Regions from separate parts of the Homo sapiens genome. Here all the other regions are linked to region 3. Evidence: chromatin contacts called from ENCODE Hi-C or POLR2A ChIA-PET data. All regions are on one chromosome and are shown on one strand. Each heading gives the region's core, a stretch centred on a gene start or an enhancer-like site at or near the end of the contact. The rest is flanking DNA. Distances are from core to core; before and after follow the strand shown. Region 1 overlaps ENTPD1-AS1 (ENTPD1 antisense RNA 1). Region 2 overlaps ENTPD1 (ectonucleoside triphosphate diphosphohydrolase 1). Region 3 overlaps ENTPD1 (ectonucleoside triphosphate diphosphohydrolase 1).

Evidence for each region. A loop is a pair of places that touch in the nucleus more often than their neighbours do. ChIA-PET counts read pairs that join two places held with the same protein, here RNA polymerase II (POLR2A). Pooled maps may share reads with other maps.
Region 1: a pooled map shows a loop between it and region 3 (2.3-fold over the local background). The contact joins two enhancer-like sites. A Hi-C loop is called at or near these places in 1 of 50 pooled maps. POLR2A ChIA-PET finds 5 or more read pairs at or near these places in 2 of 52 experiments (activated CD4-positive, alpha-beta T cell and activated CD8-positive, alpha-beta memory T cell).
Region 2: a loop to region 3 is called in a map with no recorded cell type, with 5 times the contacts of the local background. The contact joins two enhancer-like sites. A Hi-C loop is called at or near these places in 12 of 168 maps with a recorded cell type or tissue (B cell, GM12878, GM13977 and 7 more), 37 of 37 single-sample maps with no recorded cell type and 17 of 50 pooled maps. POLR2A ChIA-PET finds 5 or more read pairs at or near these places in 9 of 52 experiments (B cell, GM10248, GM12878 and 6 more).

Annotation. Positions count from the first base shown.
Region 1 is chr10:95,879,515-95,884,187 of GRCh38, reverse strand. All of the region lies in intron 2 of ENTPD1-AS1 (ENTPD1 antisense RNA 1), which reads left to right. Among named protein-coding and RNA genes, the nearest start is that of CC2D2B, 26 kb to the left of the region's middle. Within about 2 kb of position 3,292, at least 2 of the 41 ENCODE cell types and tissues checked have a DNase peak (open chromatin) inside an H3K27ac peak, as active enhancers do.
Region 2 is chr10:95,783,629-95,788,346 of GRCh38, reverse strand. The region is part of intron 1 of ENTPD1 (ectonucleoside triphosphate diphosphohydrolase 1); the gene reads right to left. It overlaps ENTPD1-AS1 (ENTPD1 antisense RNA 1), which reads left to right. Exons shown (of 6, transcript NR_038444.1): 5 at 3,102-3,321. Among named protein-coding and RNA genes, the nearest start is that of ENTPD1, 30 kb to the right of the region's middle. RefSeq lists a silencer at 2,808-2,887. Within about 2 kb of position 2,851, at least 2 of the 41 ENCODE cell types and tissues checked have a DNase peak (open chromatin) inside an H3K27ac peak, as active enhancers do; they include B cell and GM12878, where a contact is called at or near this core.
Region 3 is chr10:95,816,435-95,821,285 of GRCh38, reverse strand. All of the region lies in intron 1 of ENTPD1 (ectonucleoside triphosphate diphosphohydrolase 1), which reads right to left. All of the region lies in intron 4 of ENTPD1-AS1 (ENTPD1 antisense RNA 1), which reads left to right. Among named protein-coding and RNA genes, the nearest start is that of ENTPD1, 63 kb to the right of the region's middle. RefSeq lists an enhancer at 634-683. Within about 2 kb of position 1,549, at least 4 of the 41 ENCODE cell types and tissues checked have a DNase peak (open chromatin) inside an H3K27ac peak, as active enhancers do; they include B cell and GM12878, where a contact is called at or near this core.

The DNA of each region.
Region 1 (4,673 bases), core at 2,043-4,542, 61 kb before region 3:
TAAGGGCTCATTAGTTAATTCAGTACTTCAGTACCCATAACCTATTTCCCACTTCCTCTCTATCTCTTCCTTTAAACTTTCCTCATAGTGCCTATTCTTTAAACCCTTAATAATTTTTATGCTCTCTTGGCCACAGGAGAAAATGGGTATATCCTAACAATTGAAAATACTCTCTAAAATTGTGCTTGATGATGTATTATTCTTGTTTCCACTACGACAAATGGCAACATATCTATAGATTCCCAAGATATGAATGGTGTGTAGATTTGCCTTTTTCTTATTTTGTGTTCAGCTTATGTTTCTAAAAGCCTGTGACTGTTTCTGATTGAATTTTAAGCTTCTGTTGTTTATTGATATTTTTCTTCTAGTAATCTTGGAATGGGTGTCTGGGGTTCAGATGAAGATGCAAATCCCCCAACCAATAATTCTATGGAAGAATCCAGAGAATAGCCTCCAAATAAAGACTTTCATGGCATTAGTAACATGATTTTAAATGAATATTTTATAAAAATTATGAAACATATTTTTTAAATAATAGCAGAGTAGTGGGGGAAATCCATAGGATTGGGAATCAGGAAATTTGGGTTCAAATCTTAGCTCTGCCACTTGTTAATTGTATGTGACCTAGAGTAAGTGATAACTTTTTTAGGCCACAGATATTTAATTTATAACATACAGGAGATGGACCAGATCAGTTAGCTATTCTTATGCTGTATTCTAAAAACATAGTGTTTCATGAGATATTGTTAGTTTTACAGGAATAAAAAGTATTTTTTTAAGTCAAATAAGTTTGGGAAATGCAGCCCACTATGACCATGAACATTCACTCATTAAAAGCATTAGAAATCCTGAAGGAATTTATTAAATTGTATTTAGCTCAGCATTTTCCCAACTTATTTAAGCACAGAACTCACTTTTTTTCCCCACAGAACAAGCATTATGATATGGGACAGTAATGTTCTCCAAACTGGGAAATGTTGAAATAGATAATCTCTATGCTCTTCAAAATCTAAAATGCTATGATTCTTAGTAATAACTTGTATTTATTCTACCAATATATCAGAAACTGAATTAAGGTTTATCAAATGGTACTAGAATCTCTTCTATGACTTTCACATATAATGTGTGTGTGTGTGTATTTATAAACTGATAGAGACAATAGAAAAAAATCTTGCAATCTTCCCTATCTTTGAAAAGTTTTTGCACTCTGATGGCATTTTTCTCTATAAAACTAATTTCACAATACACAGTACTAGTTTAAATATAAGAAATAGTTTGTGTTTGTCTTTGGTTTGATTTTTTGAGAAAAAAAATGAAATATATAACTTATTTTTTTATTTTATTATTATTATACTTTAAGTTTTAGGGTACATGTGTACAATGTGCAGGTTAGTTACATATGTATACATGTGCCATGCTGGTGTGCTGCACCCATTAACTTGTCATTTAGCATTAGGTATATCTCCTAATGCTATCCCTCCCCCCTCCCCCCACCCCACAACAGTCCCCAGAGTGTGGTGTTCCCCTTCCTGTGTCCATGTGTTCTCAATGTTCAATTCCCATCTATGAGTGAGAACATGCGGTGTTTGGTTTTTTGTCCTTGCGATAGTTTACTGAGAATGATGATTTCCAATTTCATCCATGTCCCTACAAAGGACATGAACTCATCATTTTTTATGGCTGCATAGTATTCCATGGTGTATATGTTGTATATGTGCCACATATATAACTTATTTTGAATACACTGAGACTATCTACTGTGAACTGATTTAATACAAGTTAGAACAGACACAATTCTGAATTTTCTGTTTCCCAGGAGAAGGAGCACTTGAGCAATGCCAGGCACTGTTAGGCATTAGCCTCACAGGACATAACATACAGGAAGGGTGTACAGAGCTCAACTTCCCACAGCACTTCATATTGCCTTGACACAGTTCCTTTCCCTCACACAATCTCTGCTCTCCCATTCCAAGGAAGCATTTATCTTCAACATTGAAAATAACTATTATATTCCTGTTTCTTATAAATCCTTGGGAAAATCCCTCTTAGGAGTTAGTGCCAGAGGCCGGGCGTGGTGGCTCACACCTGTAATCCCAACACTTTGGGTGGCCAAGGAGGGCAGATCACGAGGTCAGGAGATTGAGACCATCCTGGCTAACACGGTGAAACCCTGTCTCTACTAAAAATATAAAAAATTAGCCGGGCGTGGTGGTGGGCACTTGTAGTCCCAGCTACTCGGGAGGCTGAGGCAGGAGAATGGTGTGAACCCAGGAGGCGGAGCTTGCAGTGAGCCGAGATCACACCACTGCACTCCAACCTGGGCAATAGAGCAAGACTCCGTCTCAAAAAAAAAAAAAAAAAAAAGTTAGTGCCAGAAATCGGTGATATTGTGGGGCTTGGAGGGTTATTTTTATTTAGGTTGGGTTTTGTTTTGTTTTTTAATGAAACTTTCCTTTATGTTCCTGTTGCTAGGAAGCACAGTTCTAATTTGTGGTCAATTATAGTATCTTATCCTAGGTCTTTAAAAGTTATCTTTTTTCATTCTAACTGATATCTATTGTTTTTTATCTCTATTTCAAGTTGGAGTGTTTTTTGTTATAAAACAGTTTAGCAGTTCCTTATAAAAATAGAAACAGACTTAGCATATGACCCAACAGTTTCACTCTTGGGCATTTATCCCAGAGAAATGAAAATTTTGTTCACTCATAAATCTGATATGAATGTTCATAGCAGCTTTATTTATAGTAACTAAGAACAAGAAACAGCCCAAATATGTTATTTATATAATAAATATTTTATGTTATCAGCTGAATGTCTTTAGGAGTAAGTTATATTTTGATTGTTTCTTCTGACATGAAGTCAGTACAATAAACCAGCATGTCATCAGCCACATTTGTAAGATTACTTCTTTAATGCATCAAATTACAGTAAAAGTGACCTGGTTATGACACATTCCTTTAAATGAAAAGATGCCGGGAAATGTGTTCACCAGTTTTTACTAAAAATTTATTAACACCAAAACAAGTTTGGAATTTTTAAAGCTTATAGTTACAGTCTGATAGCTGATAGTGATACAGGAGATAGAGATTATTTAGGCAGATAGTGAGGGCAAAAGAGTCCTTGGAAGACCCCTCTCTGTAGCAGAGAACTATTCTTTCACCTGTTAAATTTCTGATCTTAACCTCACTCTTTGTGTGTCTGCATCCTTGATCTCTGTGGCCGTCAGACAGCAAACCTCAGGTGTCACCCCAGACAACGAGGCTGCTTCAGTGGGAGGGTGTTTTGGGCTCACAAGTAGATAAAAAGGAGAAATGAAAATGAGGCACAACCCAATTTAGGAGACATCACACCAAAGTCATCTTGTGTCCTGCTGAATTGGGTAAAGGGAGATATTGCTAATACAATAGCATTTATCTTTTATTTATTGTTAAAATACTGGTAATTTATAGCATATTTCCCCTGCCACACATGGGTCTGGGAAAAAGTCAAGGCTTCTTAATGATCAATACCCTCAAAATGGTGTACAGATAAAGAATTATGATTATGCCAACAATGAACCTGTCCAAAGGCATAGGGATTTTGATGAATACCAGTGTAGTGATAGCATAGCAGAAAAGAGACACTTGAGAGACTGGGATTTTGCTAGCAAGGGACTAGGATCAAGATGTTCATTTTTTTTTTTTTTTTTGCTAATCATCAGTGTTACAATGTCTCCCAAGAGGAGATGGAGATCATTAACTGGGTGCCTAGAACAAAACCAAGACCATTTAATGATCACCAGCCTCACAGTGACCTCCATGAACCAGACCCTGGAGATGATTTTGATTTTGTTAGCAAAGCTTGTAGACAAAAGATGCATACTGTTCATAACCAGGCCTATAGTAACTTTCAGGAACACTTCCAATGAAAGATTTTGGTTTTGTTAACAGAGGCTGGAGATAAAAACAACTCTTCCATATAGCTGTGAGTACTCAACCTCATGGGGATTTTCAGAACCAGTTACCTGGACAAGGTTTTCATTACTTCAGTTGAAGTGGTTTGTAAAGGTAAAGACCTTTCCACCAACACTATTCTTATGATGAAATGAATTTGGAAGATTTAGAATGTACTGATGAAGTATCAGATCATACACTGGGACCTTTATATGATCATTCCAACAGTGATTTTTCAGAGAAAATGCCCTTGAAAAAATGTGTTAATAGAGGTTGTGGACAAAGATTGCCACTTTCTCAAAAATTTCAAAAACAAATGGAGTTAAGAAATTTTGTTTTCAACAATGGAACTGGACCAAGGCAAATATTTTACTATTACCACCCACCTAGTGAGCCACAAGAATAAATGCCATCAGAAGACTTGGACTTTGACCAAGAAACATTCTTTTTTTTTTTTTTTTTTTTTTTGAGACAGAGTCTCGTTCTTTTGCCCAGGCCAGACTGCAGTGGCGCTATCTCGGCTCACTGCAAACTCCACTTCCCGGGTTCACGCCATTCTCCTGCCTCAGCCTCCTGAGTAGCTGGGACTACAGGCACCCGCCACCACGCCCGGCTAATTTTTTGTATTTTTAGTAGAGACTGGGTTTCACCATGTTAGCCAGGATGGTCTCGGATCTCCTGATCTCGTGATCCGCCCACCTCGGCCTCCCAAAGTGCTGGGATTACAGGCGTGAGCCACCA
Region 2 (4,718 bases), core at 1,602-4,101, 34 kb after region 3:
TATGCCTGGCCTAGACTCATCTTTTAAAGCCATATTCTTTTTAGTAAATTTGATCATGAGAATTCGTCTACCATTTTTTCTGGTTTTGTTTTAAAATTTTATTTATGCATGTATTTATTTTTAAATCTGCCTTCTTAAAAAATTGAGGCCATGTGTCTGGTTGCCTTACAGTTCCCTCTTTTAGGACTATTAATGCCTAGATGAACTAGTCAGTCATTTCTCCTACCTTCTCAATCATATCTTTCTTTTGAATTAAAATTAAACCAAGGAAGACAGGCACTAATATCTTCCTCTAACTTGCAAAGGTATCTCCAAGGAAAAATCAAGAATTCTTCACATGTTCTACTTTTCGAAAAGTAGATATCCAATAAATATATAGGTAAAGTTACAGTGTTTCAGAATTTTCATAACTGAAAGGAATTTGGGGGTGGGGGTTGATGGAGGAAAGTGTTGCCATATCCACTGCAGCCTTCTTTATGACAAGCACTGTAGTAGGCACTTCACATACTTTTTTTTGTTAATACTCTCAAAGATTACATATGGTAAGAACTGTACTGTTTTAGTCCCATTTTGCAAATAAGAAAAATGCAAATAATATAGGTTAAGCAACTTCCCCAAGATGGAAGAATATCTTTAAACAATAATAATTTACATATCCAGTGTGCAAACTCCCCTCGAGATACTGCATCAACAGTCTACATTGCTTCTGTCCCAGCTCTGTCATTTGTAATAGAAATACTTCATCCAGAGCCTGCACTTAACTGGGGTGGTTTATCTTATATTCATACAACAATGTCTTTCTCATTTTCTCTCCTTTGTATTCTCTCACCCAAAGCCCTCTACAGAGCTGCCAGTCTCATACTTCTATATTTTCATACAGCCAAATACTATCTTTAACATCCCCTCTCCTTCCTAAAACACCTATATCTTTAAATAAAAAATAGACTTTGTTGCTCTGTACCAATTAGTAGGCCCATCCTTCCAAGCCCTCTTGTAATATGTGGAGCTTCATGTTTACACAGAGTAAAAGAAGCATGTCTATTTTAACAGATTAAACTTTGGTTTGAAAATGATCAAAATAAAGCTTGGAATACTACGCTGATCAAATTTCCCTAAAAGTTGTATCAATAAATCATATTCCCCCTTTTTTCTCCCTCAACTCTTTTCCTGGAAATTAATATATCTTATTATGCTTTATTGGAAGATGCAAAGACCATGGCCCAGCACCTTTCTATGCATCATTCTAATGTTGGTAGCTCATTACCTAAATTGAAAACAAAACCAAAGAGCAAAACAAAACCTCGAGGTTACTAGCTCTGGGATCTTGAGTAAGTCACCTTTTCTACCTTGTTTCCTCAGCTGTAAAATGAGGATTAATGGTAATACCTACTTGACAGAGTTAAGAGGATTAAAGTAAATTGAATAATGTATAAGAAACTGCCATATGAACCATAAATTCAATGATTATAATGATGATTGTGATGGTTTGCAAGGCCACAACTCCATTTGTAATCAACATACAAAATCAAATATCTAAATGTGCAACACTCAAGTAACCAGAGGCTTTTTATATTTATAAATGGTGTTGAAAATTTTAAGTTTCCCAGATTTCCAGGTTTCATCTTTTTCCCATGGCAGAAAAGTCTAGGTTGGATAAGGTGGTTTCTGTCATTTTAAGATATGCTGAAACTTTTTCTCACTAGATTTGGTGCTTTCTCTGCTGACAGTGGGCACAGGGAGCCAGAATCTAGGACTGCACTTGGCTTGGTGGGAACCAGTCCTGAGCTGCCTTCCTCCTTGGGGAACAACATTAGTCTCAGATTCTAACACCAGGGTTCGCTTTCTCAGGCAAAGGACGGTAGTGCAATACGGAAGCTAGGGATATGCATTCCTTCTCCCTCCCCTACTGAACCTGCGTCTCCTTCAACCTTGTCTTTCAGGCTCCTTTTCAGGGCAATATGGAAGTCTCTGTGCTCAAAGTACCCTCCATCCTCCATTGCTTATTGCTCCACTAATTTCCAATTTGGTGGAGTTAAAAAGAAATACCTCTGGTGGCCTTAAAGTCAAAGGAAGCTGTGTGGTCCTTCTCACCAAAACCTGGCTGTGGCAAAGCTGAACAGAATGAACAGAAGTTTTGAGTCATTATGGGAAGGGGAGGGGCAAACCATCCCTAGGGAGTTTGGAACAAAGTGCTTTAAGCAGCACCCAAGCACTGGGTAGCAGGGTGGGAGGACATAAGGGGTCAGGAGGTAGAAGTGAGGCTCAGATATGAGGCCCTCAGATAAACACCTCTCTTTCACCTGCATCCAGTTTTACCAAGTGCCCACTCTTGTCTCCTTCCTGCCTCCTTAGATAACAAGAGCAGCACCACTGGATGCTAGGCCAAGAAAAACGCTTGCCATCCTCACAATCATCCTCTTCCCCATTTGTTATGTTCTTACTGGGTAGCAGGCACTGTGCTAAGCACTTTATACTCATTGTTCATCAAATTATCACAACACCATAGATATCATTAGCCTATTTTGCACTTGAGAAAACTGGGGTCCAAAAGTTTGATAACATATTCGTGGTCACACAAATGGTAAGCACAGAGCTGGAATTTGAGGACAAGCCTGTCTGACTCCAGGGATTCTAAGCTCTTAATTATTAGGAGACATTGACACTCATTTAACTCTTCTCTTTTCTTTTATTTCCCCCACCTATCCACCTCCCAACTTCCTTCAGCCAAATGAGGCCAGTTTACATAGCCACCTTCTGAGAAAAGTTACCACAGATGGTTTCTGCTTCATAAGTTGCTGGGTTGGTTTTGTGGCCAACCTTGTGTCCTGAGACCTTATGATCTTGGCCACAACAGATTGTTCCAACAACTGCTGCTTAAGCCAAAGTCAACTATAGGCTGGACTTGCATTATCTCATTTAATCCTCATAACAAAGCTTTAAATTAAGTACTAATACCAACTGCATTTTACAAGCGGGAAAACTGACATTCAGATAAGTTAACTTACCTGCCTAAGGTGGGACAGCTAGTAAGAAGCAGAACTATGATTGGAAGGTAGGTTTATCTGAATGCTTGAACACTGTTCTACCTCCCATTTTTTCAGAGATCAATAGAGTTGGCCTGGAACAAGAGATGCCCTTGAATGCAAGTTGTAACAACTGAGAGAAATTGCCCAGACACTGCAACGGGAGTTGCCAACAAAGTAACAGAGTCAGAGAAGAGCTGAGTCTTGGGAATGAAAAAGTGATGAGGGGATGACTTCCACAGTGGGTATCCGGTCATTTGGGCTGCTGCTCTGCCCTCATCAAAGTGATTTCCACTCTGTGAGTCTCTGATATGCAGCTATAGAACCTGTTGCCTGTTTCCTAATTTATCCATGTGGGCCTGTCACCCTCATCACCTCAGGTAACAAAGTCCAGTCCTTATTACTTTGTGCCTCACACATACACTCCCTTAGGCCTAAACTCCCTGCAACGCCACTCCTGCCAAACCCCCATGATTGTCCTGGCCTGATGGAGTGAAGTAATGAGAGACTTGAAGCTTTGTAGACCTGAATGCTCATATCTTGCCACTACCCCAGCCTCCAGCTTTACTTCCTCCTCCAATGGGTAGCTCTCTCTCCTCCTTCCTCATTGTCTGCCAGCCTGAGGGAAAAGAGTACTGAGGCCGATAGGTGTTTTCCAAAAGGCTCTGGGTGCACTGGATGTACACCAGATGTTTCCTGCGACAACAGCAAGACAAAGGCAGTGGGCATGCAGAAAGCCATATAGCAATTGGTCTCTGGAACTGCTACTTCCTGGGTCCACAAGGTCTTGGGGTGACTAGGAAACACAGCCTGAGTTTTTCTCCCCAGGCCTTCACACTCTACAGTTAGCCCCATTCTCTACACAAGACAATGGAGCTCATAGGAGTCCCCATGTCTCTGAGCTTGGCTAGGGCAAACAGTTAGAGAGTGGCTGCTGGTGAGAGACAGTGCTGAAAATGCTGGCAGCAAGCCATATAAGACATTTTTAGTGGCCCCATAATGTCTATATACTCTAAGGAACTTGTATTTGTGAGCAGCTGGTGCTACATCATTAGATGTCATATGTGACAGGCTGTTCCAAGAAAGATCCAGGATACAAGAAGCTGGATTTCCTGACTTCAGTGTCCCTGGGTTTTTAATGCCTACCCTATCTTATGGGTAATTTGGCAAATGGTCAAATTGCTACACTGATCTTTTCTACAATCAAAAAAAAAAAAAAAAGAACAAGCAAAGCACCTGATTATACAAAGCATCTTACTACATTCCTCCTGCAGGAAGGCAGGATATAGTAATCGAAAGAGACAAAAGAAAAAAAATGACTAGGAACCTATATTTTTGCATAGATTTTCTACCCGCTTTCACCCCCACCTCTTCCCAGGCCACCTGCTATTCTAGTTCTTGGTCACCAATTTTGCCTCATCTTAAAATTTGTTCCTCTTTCCCATAATCAGTAGTAACTAGAAGCTGAGTTCCCCAGGCAACCATAAATACTTGTTATTCTTTTTGCCACGTGACTTGCCCTAAAAATAAATTCAAATATTTTTCCTACCATCAAAATGCCAGGAAGAATTGGATACTGTCTTGAAGAAGTGGACACTGTTTTTTTTTTTTTTATGCCTACCTGTGAAATAGAGCAGGCCTAATGCTACTTAGCCAAAATTTTTAGGAATCCTAAGAAAGTCCTAACACAGAAGG
Region 3 (4,851 bases), core at 300-2,799:
ACTTATGCTTTGACCCAATTAGAGTCAGGATTTTAACTACTTGAAGCTAAAACATCTGGATAAAACTGGTATGGGAGAGATGTCCTCTTTGATGCCAGTGTTCTGGAATCTGGAAAAGAACCCTCTAAGGGCACCCCACTTTGGTTCCCAACGTTGTGATGTTGACAAACACAGCCCTAAGCAGCATGTCCTTTAGATAAGCAATTATAAATAAAACAACCAATTATAAATATAACAACAAACAAACTGTAGCAATGTTTCTACCATAATAAAATTTTGAATGTTTTACTCCCTCAAGCTATTCAACAAGGTCTACTTGTTAACTTCTTTTGTTTTTGTAAATATGACAATCTTGCAATCTCATTTTCCTTCCATGGCCATTTCAGGCACTATTCTTAGCATCCAAGTTACTACAATAAAAAAAGAAAAACTGATAAGGCCCCTGCTCTTTGGAATTTACAATCTAGTTAGCAAGACAGATAAACCAGAAAAGAAGCACATAAATAGGTGATTTCAGGTCACAATATGTGCTAAGAAGAAATTCAAACCAAGGAACTTGATAGAGTGACTTGCGGTAGAATTGGGAATGAAGGGAAAGGTATCAGATTGAGGGTCAAGAAAGCCTCTCTCAGAAGATGACATTTGAGCCGAGACCTTGAAGGTGACATTTGAGGAGAAAACACCAGCCTGGAGAGGGAGTAAGAACATAAGAGGAAGAAGGAACAGAAACTGCAAGAACCCAGAGGTGGGAACCAACTTGATGTGACTATAATTATTTCTTCCTTTTCCTAACGAGAAAATTTACTAACTTCTTCTTGTCATTGAGGAGTTAGATGTACACTTTTCCACATTTTCCCAGCTTTTGCAATGATATCCAGGTTACCAGAATATATGCAAGCCTTTCATCCTACTCTTATTTCTTATTAAAGATATAATAAGAAAAAGATTTTTAGGTCAGAGAGAAAATTTAGGAATTTTTCATACATGATTTTTCAAATGTTTTTATTACCAAAAGAACCCACAATGGTTAAGTTTGTTTTTCATGTAACTGACTACATTACCCAGAGAGCAGTAATTAAAATGCTATCTTCCATGGACTATATGTCAGCCAGTTTTCAAAAGCCCTGATCACATCCAGGAAGCAGGAGAGTCATCTCAGAAGTGGTGCCAAAGAAGAGGTGCTAGAGGTGGGGTGCAGGTTGACATATCTTGGATGTGTTCATAAAAAGAGAATTACTTAGGTAACTGCCCCTTCTTCTTAGACCCCCAGAGTGCTTTCAGATCCCATGACTGCCACAGTCAAGCTCTATTATGGAAAATTCACATTGATTGTCTTCCCCCTGAAAAGCCCTTAATTTGCCTTGTGGATAACAGAAATGTGGTTTCTGTCATACAATGTGAAATGGTATTTCGAAACAGAATTTCAACAAATGATTTTACCAAAATATCCAATGGCAAAGTGTTGTCATTGTTTTCCCTTTGAATTGGCTTACTGTACTGGAGAATTTAAGACGGCCACTTCCTTTGCATTTTTTTCTTTTCATGTGATGTGACAAGGGAGGGGAATTTTCAGCTTAAAGTGAGAGAGCAAGGTAATATTAACTTCAACTCTTCACCTGACAGAGAGATAAAACTGAAGGAAACCCAAGCTTTGAAAAAACACAGGCTGATTTCAAGCCAATTAGCTGTGTCAGAGGAAAAATACCTTCAAGACTTTTATAAGAATCAAAGGAAGCAAAGGTTCTTTTGATTCTTATAGAAACAGCCATCATGATGTCCAGTTATAATCATACTAAGGTGAAAATCAAAATTATTTAATCTCGGCAGGGTGCAGTGGCTCACACCTGTAATCTCAGCACTTTGGGAGGCAAAGGTGGGCGGATCACTTGAGTCCAGGAGTTTGAGACTGGGGGGTAACATGGTGAAAATCTGTCTCTACAAAAAAAATACAAAAATTAGCCAGGCGTGGTGGCATATGCCTGTAGTCCCAGCTATTTGGGAGGCTGAGGTGAGAGGATCGCTTGAGCCCAGGACACCGAGGTTGTAGTGAGCCAAGATCACACCACTGCACTCTAGCCTGGGCAACAGAGTGAGACCCTGTCTCCAAAACAAACAAACAAATTATTTAATTTTGTCCATAGTCAAAATTCTGTTGTATAGAGAAATCCCAGCATTGCTACTCTGTGATAACAAAAATATAACAGCTTAAAATTTTACTCCATTAATAAACAGATTTGGGGTGTTGACAGATGTGGTGGATTTCAGGCAAAAAAAAGTTTTGCTTTGCAGATCCAATGTGACTGACTAGATTCAAATTGTTTCCAATTTGTTATGAGTCACATCTGGACTAAACTTTTCTTGTCATATAGAGAACAAAACAGCAAATGTGGACAAGCATTGGTGAGCAAACATTCAAGGAATGTTGTGGTCCTTCCTGTGTTTACATAGCCTAATGATGGAACAATCACTGAAGCTCAGAAGACTGGTCCTAATCTGGCGTTGTCGTTCCTCCAACTCACAGAGTCAAAGTCTCCACACCACCCCTGCTACCTTCCTTCTTCTCCATCAGGGAACTCTTCTTGAGGACACATATGTAGGTTGTTCTCACACTCAGGGGCTTGAAGATCCTCTCTCAGTTATTTCATCCCAAGCCCCTTAGACCCACCTTCTTCTATAGTGATATCCACATCCCCTGATTCCAGTCACCCTTACCTCATATCTGATCTTCTACAATGGCCCTTTCTGGTGACTCCCACACTTCCTAATTATCTTCTCTATCAGAATCCCTCCTTCATGTGGCTATAGAAATCTTCCACAATTGACGTTCCTAAGACTCTACCTTATCAAGAACCTATGTCCTGCTGTGTGCCAGATGAAAGCTACACTGGTCTACCTAGACCTCCAAGCCCTTCAGAAATTTCAGCCCTTCCCATTTTACCATTCCAACCAACAGATCTGTTTGGGTCCAAGATGAGAATTCCTGACATTATGACTACTAGAATGTAAGCTCCTTAGGGCAGGGACTTTTTTCTGGCTTGTTCATTGGTATATCCCATGTTGTATGAATGAATGAATGAATGAATGAATTTTGGATTCTCTGAACTTTTCTCAGTGTGGGACGCCTTCATTTGTAATTCCATTCCCCTCATTCTCCAAGTCTTTTTGTCTCCTTCAAAATCAAGCTCAGTTGGAAGCTATGCTCCCCCTATACTCTACAAAGCTCAGTTATGTCAGTAGTCCTCTCTTCATGTGCTACCTCTAGATATAGCTTGAACCATTTCAGTTTGGGAGTTCTATAGTTGTTGGAGAGGGGACTATGCCTCATTCATTTTTTCAGTTGGTCACTCAATAATTACTTATTGAACACATTATTACTATGAACTAGACCTGCCCTAGGCTCTGAGCTACAGCAATAACCCAAAGTGAGAAATGTCCCTATCCTCATGGTGCTTATATTCTAGTTGGGAGAAAAATACAATAAGCAAGATAAACAAAATTTACAGTGTATTACATAATTTTAAGTGCTGAGGAGGAAGAAAAAGCAAGGAAGGTAAAAAGGAAGGATGCAGTGATTAGGACTGGCCTGAGAAGGTGATTTCTATCACAGGGAGAAAGCCTGCATACCTCTGAGGCAAGAGCTTTACAGCATCTGGAACTGTACACAGAAAGGCCCTGAGGGGAGAGTAGTAGGAACTGGTCAGAGGATCAATGGGGTCCCCTGCTCATAAGGCCTTGAGGGCACTAGTGAGGGCTTTGCCTTATTCTGAGTGATGTGACTTACTTCTAAAGTCATTCATATAATCTATGCTTAGCAACTTAGGGGTGAACAAGGAACCATTGGGGGCTGTTGAAGTCACTGGAGAGAGAGGGTGTGGCCTTTTAGGGTGGCACATCCCTGCCTCTTGTGGTAATGATGTGCTGAGGCTACTCAAATGAGGTCAGGCCACACAGCCAAGTGTGGACAGAGCCTGGCTCCATCAGAGCAGAGCTTGTGCCAAAACCAGGTCTGGGCAGACGCATCCAGGAGGAGTAAACATAATCACATGTGACAGCCTTCTCAATGCCTTCTAGACTTCTTGATGGCTCAGCACTGGAGAGTCTTTTCTGAGAGACCATCATCAGGAAGGGTCACCGAGCCAACAATCATCAGGATCCATCAGCAGTTAGTCAAACTCCACAGACTTCTGGGGGATGGTTCAAGCTAGAGCAGAGTTCAGATAAGCTTACCTTTGCTTAGTCTCTGTAAGCCTCCATTTCCTCATGGGCAGAATGGGAGTCACAATAGTATCTGCTTCATAGGGTTGCTATGTAAGGTTCAATGAGCTAACAACACGTAATAGCCTATACTAAAGAGTTCTTACTATATTCCAGATTCTACTCTTAGCACTTTAAATGCAGCCATCAATTTAGCCTTCACTACAATCCTATAAGGTGCACGTAATACTATCATCTTCTCTATAAAATCTGTATTAGTTTTTTAGGGCTGCCACAACAAGTTACCATGAACTTGCTGGCTTCAAACAGAAATGTATTCTTTCATAAATCTGGAGGCCAGAAGTCCAAAAGTTAAGGTATCAGCAGGGGCATGCTCCCTTTGAAGGTTCTGGAGGAGATGTCTTTCTTGTCTTTTTCAGCTTCTTAGCATTCCTTGGCTTGTGGCTGCATCACTCCAATCTCCACCTCTGTCTTCACATGGCCTTTCCCCCTGTTGCTCTTTGTGTCACGTTTCCTTCTCCTTTCTCTCATAAGGACACCAGTCATCAGATTTAGGGCCCACCCTAAATTCAAGATGATTTCATCTCAAGATCCTTAGCTTAATTACATCTCTGAACACCCTACTATATTTCCAAA